Linked DNA regions of Mus musculus: region 1 is linked to region 2. A link is a loop called in an ENCODE intact Hi-C map of the cell type or tissue named here. Cell type or tissue: left cerebral cortex. All regions are shown on one strand. Links, peaks and the distances in the headings refer to the core of each region. The heading gives the core; the rest is flanking DNA.

What was found. A loop is a pair of places that touch in the nucleus more often than their neighbours do. Peaks named below come from ENCODE experiments on the same cell type or tissue, not always from the same donor. Only the 100,000 strongest peaks of a DNase experiment are listed, where the experiment ranks them.
Region 1: it touches region 2 in a loop (2.1-fold over the local background); 2 of 42 quality-filtered maps call a loop at or near these places.

Annotation. Positions count from the first base shown.
Region 1 is chr7:126,478,923-126,484,297 of GRCm38, reverse strand. No RefSeq gene overlaps it. Among named protein-coding and RNA genes, the nearest start is that of Gm46001, 4.9 kb to the left of the region's middle. In left cerebral cortex, for the core only: CTCF peaks have their summits at 1,752 and 2,470 (motif pointing left); a DNase peak (open chromatin) is centred at 1,605; H3K4me3 peaks cover 1,116 bases; H3K27ac peaks cover 1,167 bases.
Region 2 is chr7:126,756,212-126,761,586 of GRCm38, reverse strand. Mapk3 (mitogen-activated protein kinase 3) reads right to left here and starts at 1,961. Exons shown (of 9, transcript NM_011952.2): 1 at 1,769-1,961; 2 at 674-856. The coding sequence starts at 1,941. In left cerebral cortex, for the core only: a CTCF peak has its summit at 2,185; DNase peaks (open chromatin) are centred at 378, 939 and 2,125; H3K4me3 peaks cover 1,709 bases; H3K27ac peaks cover 2,327 bases.

The sequences.
Region 1 (5,375 bases), core at 211-5,210, 280 kb after region 2:
TACACAGAGACAGCCTGCCTTGGGGGGTGAGGGGGTAAGAAGGTGGAAAGTTCAATGCCACCCTCTGTTATATAGGGAATTTGAGACTGATGTAGGATGCAGGAAATCCTGCCTCAAGAAAGCCAATGAAAAGGTGAGGGCCTGGTGAGATATCTCAGTGAGTAAAGATGATTCCACCAAGCCTGATGACCTGGGTTCAATTCCTGAGGCCCATGTGGTTGGATGGAGAGAACCAAATTCCACAGTTGATTTTCACATGAGCATCATTGTATGCGCGCACGCACACGCGTGCACACACACACACACACACACACATGTAAGTAAATAAATGAATAAACTAAAACTTTTTTTTAAAGCAATTGATATCTCTCTCTCCCTTTTTTTTTTAGATTTATTTATTTATTTATTACATGTAAGTACACTGTAGCTGTCTTCAGACACCCCAGAAGAGGGAGTCAGATCTCATTACAGATGGTTGTGAGCCACCATGTGGTTGCTGGGATTTGAACTTAGGACCTTTGGAAGAGCAGTCGGGTGCTCTTTACCCACTAAGCCATCTCACCAGCCCCTAAACTAAAACTTTTTAAAAGGTTTTTGTGAGCCAGGCTGGTGAAAGCTTTTAGTCCCAGAACTTGGGAAGCAGAGGCAAGCAAATCTCTGAGTTCAAGGCTGGCCTGGACTACAGAACAAGTTCTGGGACAACCAGGGCTATACAGAGAAACCCTGTTTTGAAAAAATAACAGAAAGTTTTGTGTGTGTGTGTAGAACCATTAACATTTTTGGAAGATGATCTTGAAATGGAATGGCCTTCCATCCCCCACCCCAAACAATTTATTATTTAGCTCTGTGGTAGACACCTGGGTTAATCTCGTTTGCAGTGTGGAAAGGTATTTTTCCTTTTCTCTCGGTGTTTTGTAAGCATCTCCTTTACCTTCTCACTGGCTTAATACAGAACTGAAAGGTCTAAGGCAAAGCAGGAGAGTATAGGCTAGACTTCTGGGCAGAGCTAGGAACTCCTAGAAAGAACTCTGGGCGGGAGATTTGCTAGTCAGTTTCATTACCCAGATGTGGAGGAAGAAGCAGGTACTGGTATTGAGGAGAGGTAGTGAGCCACGTGGTAGAACATAGATTAGTGTAAACGGGTTAATTTAAGATTTAATTTCATTTACGATCTAGTTGGGAACAAGCTCGCTAAATCCAAGCTTTTATAATTAATAAATGGTCTCTGTGTCATTACTTGGGTGGCTGGCAGCTAGAGACAGTCTGGTGATAATTGGTGCATTGAAGATGGAGCTAGAAATCAGAGCTGAGAGCCTGCAAAAGTCGTGGATGGAAGGCTGGGAACAAGTACTTCCTGAAGCAACACGGCTTCCCAGTGACAGTCTCTGAGGTAGGCGCAAGGTGGGATTGGGAAATCCAGAAAGGCTACCGGCTGAGGGTGGTTCCCCTAAAAACCCCTGCTGAGCAGCAAAGCCGGCTGCCAGATAGAGAACAGTGCACTTCCCCTGGCGCGGAGGGGCGGATTGAGCCATGGTCCAGCTAGAATAACTTCCCAGAGACTGCAGCCCAATTCAGGTCTGCCGCATCCTGGTGCAGCTGCTGGCTCCACCTTTCTGGAGCTGGGGCGGGGCGGGGCGGGGCGGGGCGGGGCGGGGCGAGCGCCCTTAGGAAAAGCCTGCAGCCACGAAGCATATAGTCCGTTGGAGAGGCATGTCCAGGGCTGGCACTAGGCGGAACCGGTAGGGTAACCCGCTAGACCAAGCCGAGGGGCGGAGCCGGCAATCAGTGCAGGGAGCTAGCTGAGCCGCAGAAGGGCACCAGGGCCAGCAAGCTGATCTCCAAGTCCAGACTAAAAGGCTGAAGTCCCAAACTTCTGAAAGGGTAATGAATTAAATTTGAAAACAGTAAAAGGGAAAAGAAACTGAACAGAGACGGTCATAGAAAGAAATACTGAGTTTGAATATTAAAAAATAAAGTCTCCGAAGGAAGAAGAAAGAGAAATAAATAAAAAATGTTCGGTAAATCTGCATAAAGTCTCCAAAGGGAGGAGAGAGAAAGGGAAATAAAGAAAAATGTTCTGTAAATGTGAATAGTCTCCAAAGAAAGGAGAGCAAAGGGGATATAAATAAAGATAGTTTGTAAGTGTGCTTAAAAGCTAAAGTCTCTGAAGGAAGGAGAGAGTTAGTGATTAAGAAGAAATTATTTTCTGTTTAAAATGGAGGTCACAATGGTAATGGCATTTCGATCCCATATAATTTTGTTTCGATTATCAGCACAGAAATAATTGTCAGTAGTGTTCACAATTTTATATATCCTCTTTAAGAAAGATCAGAATAAAACAGACCTAGATAAAGAGAGGGGTGAAAAATTGAATGCTAGATTAGAGTCGATAAAACAGAGAGATCTAATGATCCTTTGAACAAAACTTCCGAGGAATCCAACCTGAAGTCTATACCGCCACCTTGTGACAAAGAGGTAGAATAGCAGCCCATAGAAATGCTAGATAAACTTAGGCTGAGTTAAGAATACAGATTATATTTGATAATGACACCTTAGAGAAATATCACTAGATTACATGTTTCATTTTGTAGAGTTTGGAAAATTAATATATATATATAAATACATCATACAATGGACAACAGAAAAGGACCAGACACTGATGACAAGTAGCCCAGGCGATCCAGCCTCCTCACAGGCTGCCTCAGAAGCTGTTCCCTCAAAACTCTGCATCCAGAACAATTTCACATGCCTAGCTATGATGGTCCAGCCTCACAGACTGTTCCATCCAGGACTTCAGTTAATGCCTGCACTTTCTATCACACAGAGTCTAGACAGCAAATGATACAGTTAGCTTTAACAATGCCCAAATTTTCTTAGCCACCCCCACTTCCAGTAATGCTATTGCTTTCTGACAGCAGGAATCAATCTTTAGGAGAACAATACCCTCATTCATGAGATGGGTGGATGGTGGATGTTTGTTGTCATTTAAGGTGGGTTGGTCACAAGTTGTCATAATGGTTGCTGGGATTTGAACTCAGGACCTTTGGAAGAACAGTCAGTGCTCTTAACCACTGAGCGATCTCTCCAGCCCACCAAGCCCACATTTTTTCTTTGAACTCACAGAGATCTGTCTGCCTCTGCTTCCCAGGTGGAGGATCACACCCAGCCCTAAGGACATTTTCGTACAGCTAGAGTACTGTGAGCATTTCCAGCCCTCGCTCTTCCCAGTCAGGTCTGTCTCACTTCAAGCCGTCTGCTCTCCTTGTGTATCTTTGTATAACTTAGGACCCAGGGGACCGACACCAGCTTTTTGTCCTCCTGAGACTTAGTTCACTTAGTGCTTCTTTCCAGTTATCAGCATTTTCCTGAAAACAATACAACTTTGCTCTTTATGGCTTAAAAACTTCATTGCTCACAGAGGGTTAGGGTTAGACTGTTGTGACCTGCCATGTGGGTGCTGGGAGTCACCAAGCCCTTTGGAAGAGCATCCCATGCCATCTCTCCAGCCCTCATCACATACACGTTTTCTGTCTTAGTGTGAGTTTTCCCAGTCTGTATGCTCGTGGATCACATGAGTGCGTAGCAGCCTTGGGGATCAGAAGAGAATGCCAGACCTCCGGGTACTCTAGTTATAGAGCCCCAGTGTGGGGACTGGGGATTAAACCTAGGTGCACTGGGGGGGTCAGCTGTCCCAACCATAGTACATTTCCTTTATCCATTCCTTTGTTGGTAGACACCAGGGTTGTTGATGCCATAACTGAACTTTCACGCATAGTCCTCCAGTGAACATGAGTATGCAAGTATATGCAGGTACCCTAAGAGTCAAGTGGAGACTCTAGTTTTGTTCTCATGGAACTAAAGTCACACATAGTTTTTGTTTTTTGTTTTTTTTCCCCCTGAAACAGGGTTTCTCTGTATAGCACTGGCTGTCCTGGAACTTACTTTGTAGACCAGGTTGGCCTCGAACTCAGAAATCTGCCTGTCTCTGCCTCCCAAGCGCTGGGATTAAAGGCGTGTGCCACCACACCCGGCCACACATAGTTATGAACTACCCAATGTAGCTATTATTTATTTGGGAAAGGGTCTTGATGTTAGCCTGGGATGAACTTTTCATACGGACACGGCTGACCTCAAACTCACAGAAATCTACCTTCCTCTGCCTCCTAAGTGCTGGAATTAAAGCTGTGTGCATTATACCTGCCTGGGTTATTTATTTTTATGTGTATGGGTTTTGCCTGTCTGTCTGTCTGTCTGTCTGTCCTATGTGTGTACTTCATGCTCCAAGAGGACAGAAAAGGATGTCAGATTCTCTGGAACTATATTTACAGACAGTTGGAGCTGCTACATGGGGGCTGGGAATTGAACCGGCTCTTCTGGAAGAACACCCAGTACTCTCAACCACTGAGCCACCTCTCCTGCCCTCATTTTATTTATTTTAGAGAAAGGGTCTCACTATACAGTCTGAGCTGGCGTAAAAGTCACTATGTAGCCCAGGCTGGCCTCAAATTTACCTTGATCTTTCTGTATGAGCCTCCCAAGTGCTGGGATTACACGTATGAGTCATCGTACCTGGCTCAAATATTATAACTCATGCTATTGGAGACCTATGCCATAAAACAGGGACCCAGGAACCGACACCTAAATACCTAAAGTCGAGCTGACAAGATGGCTTAGCCAGTAAAGGTACCAATCGCCGGACCAACGACCAAACCTGACAAGTTAATCCTCAAGGCCCACGTGGCAGGAGGAGAGAACTGACCCCTCAAAGTTGTTCCCTGATGTCTATGGAACCTTGTGCTCAGACACACTCAGCAACTGGAACTTTAAAAAATTAAATTTCATTTGCTTGCCTGTTTTTTGTTTGGTTGGTTTTTTAAATTTTGTTTAGGTCAGACACAGTGTTGAATATCTCTAATCTCAGCACTCAGAAGCCAGAGACAGCCAGATCTTTGTGAGTTCCAGTCTACACAGTGAGTTCTAGGTCAGATAGGACTACACAGTGAGACCTTGTCTCAAAAACACTTATAGTGTACCAGCACACGTGGCTAATTTTTTTTTTTTTTTTTTTGGTTTTCCGAGGCAGGGTTTCTCTGTATAGCCCTGGCTGTCCTGGAACTCACTTTGTAGACCAGGCTGGGCTCGAACTCAGAAATCCACCTGCCTTTGCCTCCCGAGTGCTGGGATTAAAGGCGTGTGCTATTCATCTTTTAATATTTGTTCTATGTGTGTGCCTGAGTGTGTGTATGTAGAACTGGAATTATAGTTGATTATGAGCCACCTTGTATCTGCCATGAATTGAACTCAAGTCTTCTGCAAGGAAAACAACTGCTCTCAATTTTTGAGCCATCTTTCCAGCCCTTTTTATTTATTTTCAA
Region 2 (5,375 bases), core at 253-5,252:
AGGGGCAGGAGTGCAAAGGCTTGGCTCCACCCTGTGACTCTAGGGTCCTCAGGTTCCCCCTCTTAACAATACAATGTGGTTTGAAAGCCTCCACTGCCTCCATGTTGGATTAAGTATCGCCCACTCCCCTTCCCCCTAGAAGGCACTGCAAAACTTAACACAGAGGAGCCTCGGTTTCCTTATCTTTGAAATGGACACAGTAAAACTCATCCGTCACACAGGGAAGCTAGAAGGTTGAATTAGAACCAAAGCACTAGGCCTGCCCAATACCGGTTTTCTTCTTTGCTTTCCATCCAGTGTGAGGTCTCTAAAGAAAGAATCGTGAGTCTGTTGAGCAAGAACAGGCTGTGGGCAGAGACTGGGTCATGTCACAGACCTGCAGATGTCAGAAGACAAAGCTCCCATAGAGATCGTTTTTTCCACAGCATTCTCCCTCCCCACACACCATACTGGGGCACAGAGCAGAAAGGGATGTGTTCAAGGCCACTCCACTTGGCTGCGACAGACCAGGATCCAAGGCCTGCCAGTGTGCTCTCATGCTCTGTAGACTCTCTGCTAAAAAGTTACTTTGCTGGGGTTTTTTTTTTTTGGAGGGTAGTACAAAAGATGACCACAGACAACAGAGCCAAGCTCCCTAGCTTTACTCTGGGGCTGTGGCTAAGGTGAAGGATACACATCTCTCATGGCTTCCAGGGTGGGCGCTCTGAGGATGTCTCGGATGCCTATAACATTCTCATGGCGGAATCGCAGCAAGATCTGGATCTCCCTCAGCGTGCGCTGACAGTAGGTTTGATGCTCAAAGGGGCTGATCTTCTTGATGGCCACTCTGGTCTTGCGCACGTGGTCATAAGCTGAGCTGAGAGGGCCAGAGAGATGTGGCCTTACAAAGGGGGAATCCAGGCCTGTTGGCCCCACCCAGGTCTTGGCAGGGACTGGAGAGAGGAGGAGAGGGTTCTGGCCAAATGTAAACAATGCTGGCTCCTTCCTGCTGTGAAGGCCTGGGATCTCCAGGGGAAAGCTGGGTATCAGCCAGGCAGCCTTTCAGTGACTTCACAAACAGAGGAAGAGAGTGGCCACTCACCGACTTCCTTTCTCCTGGACCCTCTTACATTCTAGTTGCCCTCACCCTCCTCCCCTTTCCCAAGCTGGACTCTCTCAATCCCAGACAGGTCCAGGGGATAGGAGTTAAATGGAGAAAGTAGATGAAGCCTAGAGGATTCAGTAATGGGACAGGAGAGAAGAGATAAGGAGGGGCAGGCAGGTCTCCCTGTGCGGTTCCTGGGTCAGAGCTGCTCCCATAGGAACAAAGGCCCAGAGCAGAGCACACAGTGGGGCAGCGAGAACTCACAAACCCGTATACCACAAAATAAGGCACATTCTAGAGACCCTTCCCTACTTTGGGCCCCTAGCCTTGCCAGGGGCAGAGGTGCAAAGGTTTGCCCCACCCTGAGCTTTGCTCTCCTCTCTCAAACTCTCTGTCACAGCCTCATCAGGGGGGAACCAAGGCTCCCACTACCTGCTCGTGGGTCCCTCACTCCCCCTTCATCCTCTTAGCTCCACCTTTATCTCTAGGGTCCCCCAGGTGCCCCTCCCTTAACAATACAAGGTGGCTTCAAAGCCTCCAACCCCCCTCCCTGGAGAAAGTAGCGCCTAGTCCTCCAGAAGTCACTGCACGATACTTCCCCTGCGACACTCCCTGAGCCCCCCATGTCCCGAGCACACACCTGCTGTCCCTGCTCCGAAGCCCCCTCCCGGGACGCCCCCTCACCTGACCATGCCGTACGCGCCCTCGCCGATGTACTGCAGCTGCGTGTAGCGTGGGCCCACATCGAATGGCTGCCCCTTCACCACCTCCACCTCCCCGGGGACCACCGGGACGACCCCAGCAGTTCCCCTGGGCTCCCCGCCCCCGCCCCCCGGAGCCGCCGCCGCCGCCGCCATCTCCACTCCTCCCGCCTCCCCCCGCTGCCCCGCCCGCGGCCCCGCCCCTCCCTACCGCCCTGTCACCGCGGGGCCGCGCGCCAGGCTCCGCCCCCGCCCCCGCGCGTCCCGCCCCCGCGCCTGCCGGGCGAGCCTGCGCGGGCCCGAGACGTCACATGGTCTCCTGGGCGCGCACCCGGCTTTCCCGCCTAGTTACGCTGTTCCTTCCCTGCCTTGGCCACTAGGGTACTTTAGTCTGCCAAGAGAGTTCTGCAGCCCCAGGGGCCAGTGGCCCTCAGTAATGCTAAGGGAACCCACCCGGCTTACAGTTAACCTTTGAAGACCTGCCTCACATCTTTGTTTCATTTAAACAGATAGTGGTAATCCAGGCTAGCCCCAAAGGCTCTCTATGTGGTGGAGGTTGGCCTTGAACACATCCTCCTGCCTTTAGGCCTGAGCCATCATACAGATTCAGGATGCTACTAGGCAAGCATCCTACCACTGAGCCACATCTCCATCCTTTCTTTTCTCTCTCTCTTTCTTTTTTAAGAGGGTCTCTTGACATGGAACTGGCTGTTCCAGAACTCACTATGTAGACTAGGTAACCAGGCTGGCCTCAACATACTAACTCGCCAGTGCTAGGATTAGTTAGAAGCTGTATGTATCACCATGCCCAGCTTCCATAATTTCTTATTCGTTTATTTGCCACATTTATTAATTTTGTGTGTTGGAGCGTAAGTATGTCACAGAGCCTGTGTGGAGGTCAGAGGACATCTGATTCCTTCCACCATGTGGGTCCCAGGTGTCCAATTCAGGCTGTCAGACTTGGTAGGAGTGGGCCACCCTGAGTTGCTGAGGGAGTATATCTTACGTTTTATAATGAGGAAGCAATCTGGAGGGTGGTGGACGGCAGGCAGCACTGTGAAGCTGTGAAGTCGGTCCTGACTCCAGTGTGAAGACACAGGCCTGCAGGGGGGCTCAGGTGTGTGCTGAGGCCCCAGTGTCGTACAAATCCTCTGCCTGATTGCCCAGAGGACGTGCAACCCAGCTCACTTCACGGGAGAAGGAGGGAAAGGGTGGTAGCTGTGGACAAAGGTAACTAAATCAATTTAAATTCACTGTCACCTTTTCTCTGTCTCTGTCTGTCTCTGTCTTTCTGTCCCCCCCTCCCCCCACGCTGGGCTGGTAAGATGGTTGGGTAGGTAAAGATGCTTGCCAAGCAAGCCCAAAGATCTGAGTTGGATCTCTGGGACCTTCACAATGGAAGTAGAGAATTAGCTCCTGCAGGTTTTCCTCCAACCAACACAAGCATGCTATAGCATGAATGTGGACAGACACATATTCACACACAAAATAAATAAAATAGAATTTAAAAATTACGTGCATGTCTGCCTACAGGTATGTGCACATGAGTGCAGGTGCCCACCAAGGCCGGAGGAATCAGACCTTCTGCAACTAGAGTTCTAAGAGGTTGTGAGCCACCTGATATAGGTGCCAGGAATCAAACTTGGGTCCTCTGGAAGAGCGGTATGTGTTCTTCAAGGTTAACACATCTCTCCAGCACTAAGGATGTCATTTTTAAGTTTGGATTTGACAATCTGGAAAGATGGCTCAGGGATAAGAGCACTTACTGCTTCAGCAGAGACTCTAGGTTCAGTTCCCAGCATCCACGTGGCAGCTCACAAGCATGTAGCTCCAGGGCATTCAGCATCTTCTTCTGACCTTCGAGGGCTCCTGCATACACATGCTGCACTCAGGTACCTCTACACATTATTTACTTAATAAAATAATTAGATTTGACAAAAACAACCAGAACCCTGTGATCACTTGGAAGACCAAGGTAGGATGACTGTCAGTTTGAGGATAGCCTGGGCTGTACAGTGAGCTCCTGTCTCTAAAGGCTTGTTTATGTATTTTATGTATATGACTGCTCTGTCATCGGAAGAGGGCATTGGATGCCATCATAGATGACTGTAAGTCAGAATGTAGTTGCTGGGAACTGAACTCAGGGTCTCTGGAAGAACAGCCTCTTAGTCACTGAGCCATCTATCCGGCCCCAGGATCCTGTCTCTAAGTGCATAAATAAAATAAAAATCACTCCTTTGCTTCTAGGTTCCGTCTGGTCCCTGCAGATGGATGGCTAGGGATCATATCATGTTCATTATTGTACCTCCAGTGCCTGGCAGACCAATGTTAAGCATGTTTAAAATGTGTTCTGTTATTTAATGTTTGTGTGTCTGTGTTGTAAGTGCGTATGTGTGAAGGTGCTGTGATTACAGACCTGTAACATCATACTCACTTAAGTCTGAAATTCAAACCGACAGGGGTTTTTTGTTGTTTTTTTGTTTTGTTTTGTTTTGTTTTGTTTTGTTTTGTTTTGTTTTGTTTTTTTTGAGACAGGGTTTCTCTGTATAGCCCTGGTTGTCCTGGAACTCACTCTGTAGACCAGGCTGGCCTCGAACTCAGAAATCTGCCTGTCTCTGCCTCTGGAGTGCTGGGATTAAAGGTGTGCGCCACCACCGCCTGGCTTTTTTTTTTTTTTTTAAGATTTATTTTTTTTTCCTATGTAAGTACACTGTAGCTGTCTTCAGACACTCCAGAAGAGAGTGTCAGATCTCATTATGGATGGTTGTAAGTCACCATGTGGTTGCTGGGATTTGAACTCAGGACCTTTGGAAGAGAAGGTAGTGCTCTTAACCACTGTGCCATTTCTCCAGCCCCCATAAACTGACAAGGTTTGGCCCTGAGGGTATGGTGGGGTCTGTATGCTTAGCAAGGCTAGAGTTGTGATGGTGGCGTCATCAGATTTGGAAAGTCGGAGAACCCAGAACCAGGCATCTCAGTAGCCAGCAGCACCCACAGGATTTGGACCTGCCCTGGCCCCCGAGCAATCAATGAACCACTTGGCTCTCCACCTGTGCAGGCACACAAGCTAGAGCCACTGGAGAGGAGGGAACCTCAGTTGAGAAAATGCCTCCACAAGATATGACTGTAAGGCCAGGTAGTGGTGGCGCATGTCTTTAATCCCAGCACTTGGGAGGCAGAGGCAGGCGGATTTCTGAGTTCGAGGCCAGCCTGGTATACAGAGTGAGTTCCAGGACAGCCAGGTTTCTATACTGAGAAACCCTGTCTCAAAAAAACAAGCTGTAGGGCACTTTCTTAATTAGTGAGTGATGAGGAAGGGTATAGCCCACTGTGGGTTTTTCAGAATTGTGTGATACATACAGTTACACACAGTTGGTTGTGAGCCGCCTGATACGGGTGCTGGCAACTCAGACCCTCTGGGTCTGCTGAGCCGTCTCTCCCAGCCTGACACTTTTAAATGAATCAATCATCTAACATATGGGGAGTCTGAGAGTTAAGTTAGCTGACTTGAGTCAAGAAGGGGCCACTACTTGACTCAAGTACTTTTCACACAGAGACTTTTGCAGATGCCACACTGTCTTGGAACCATA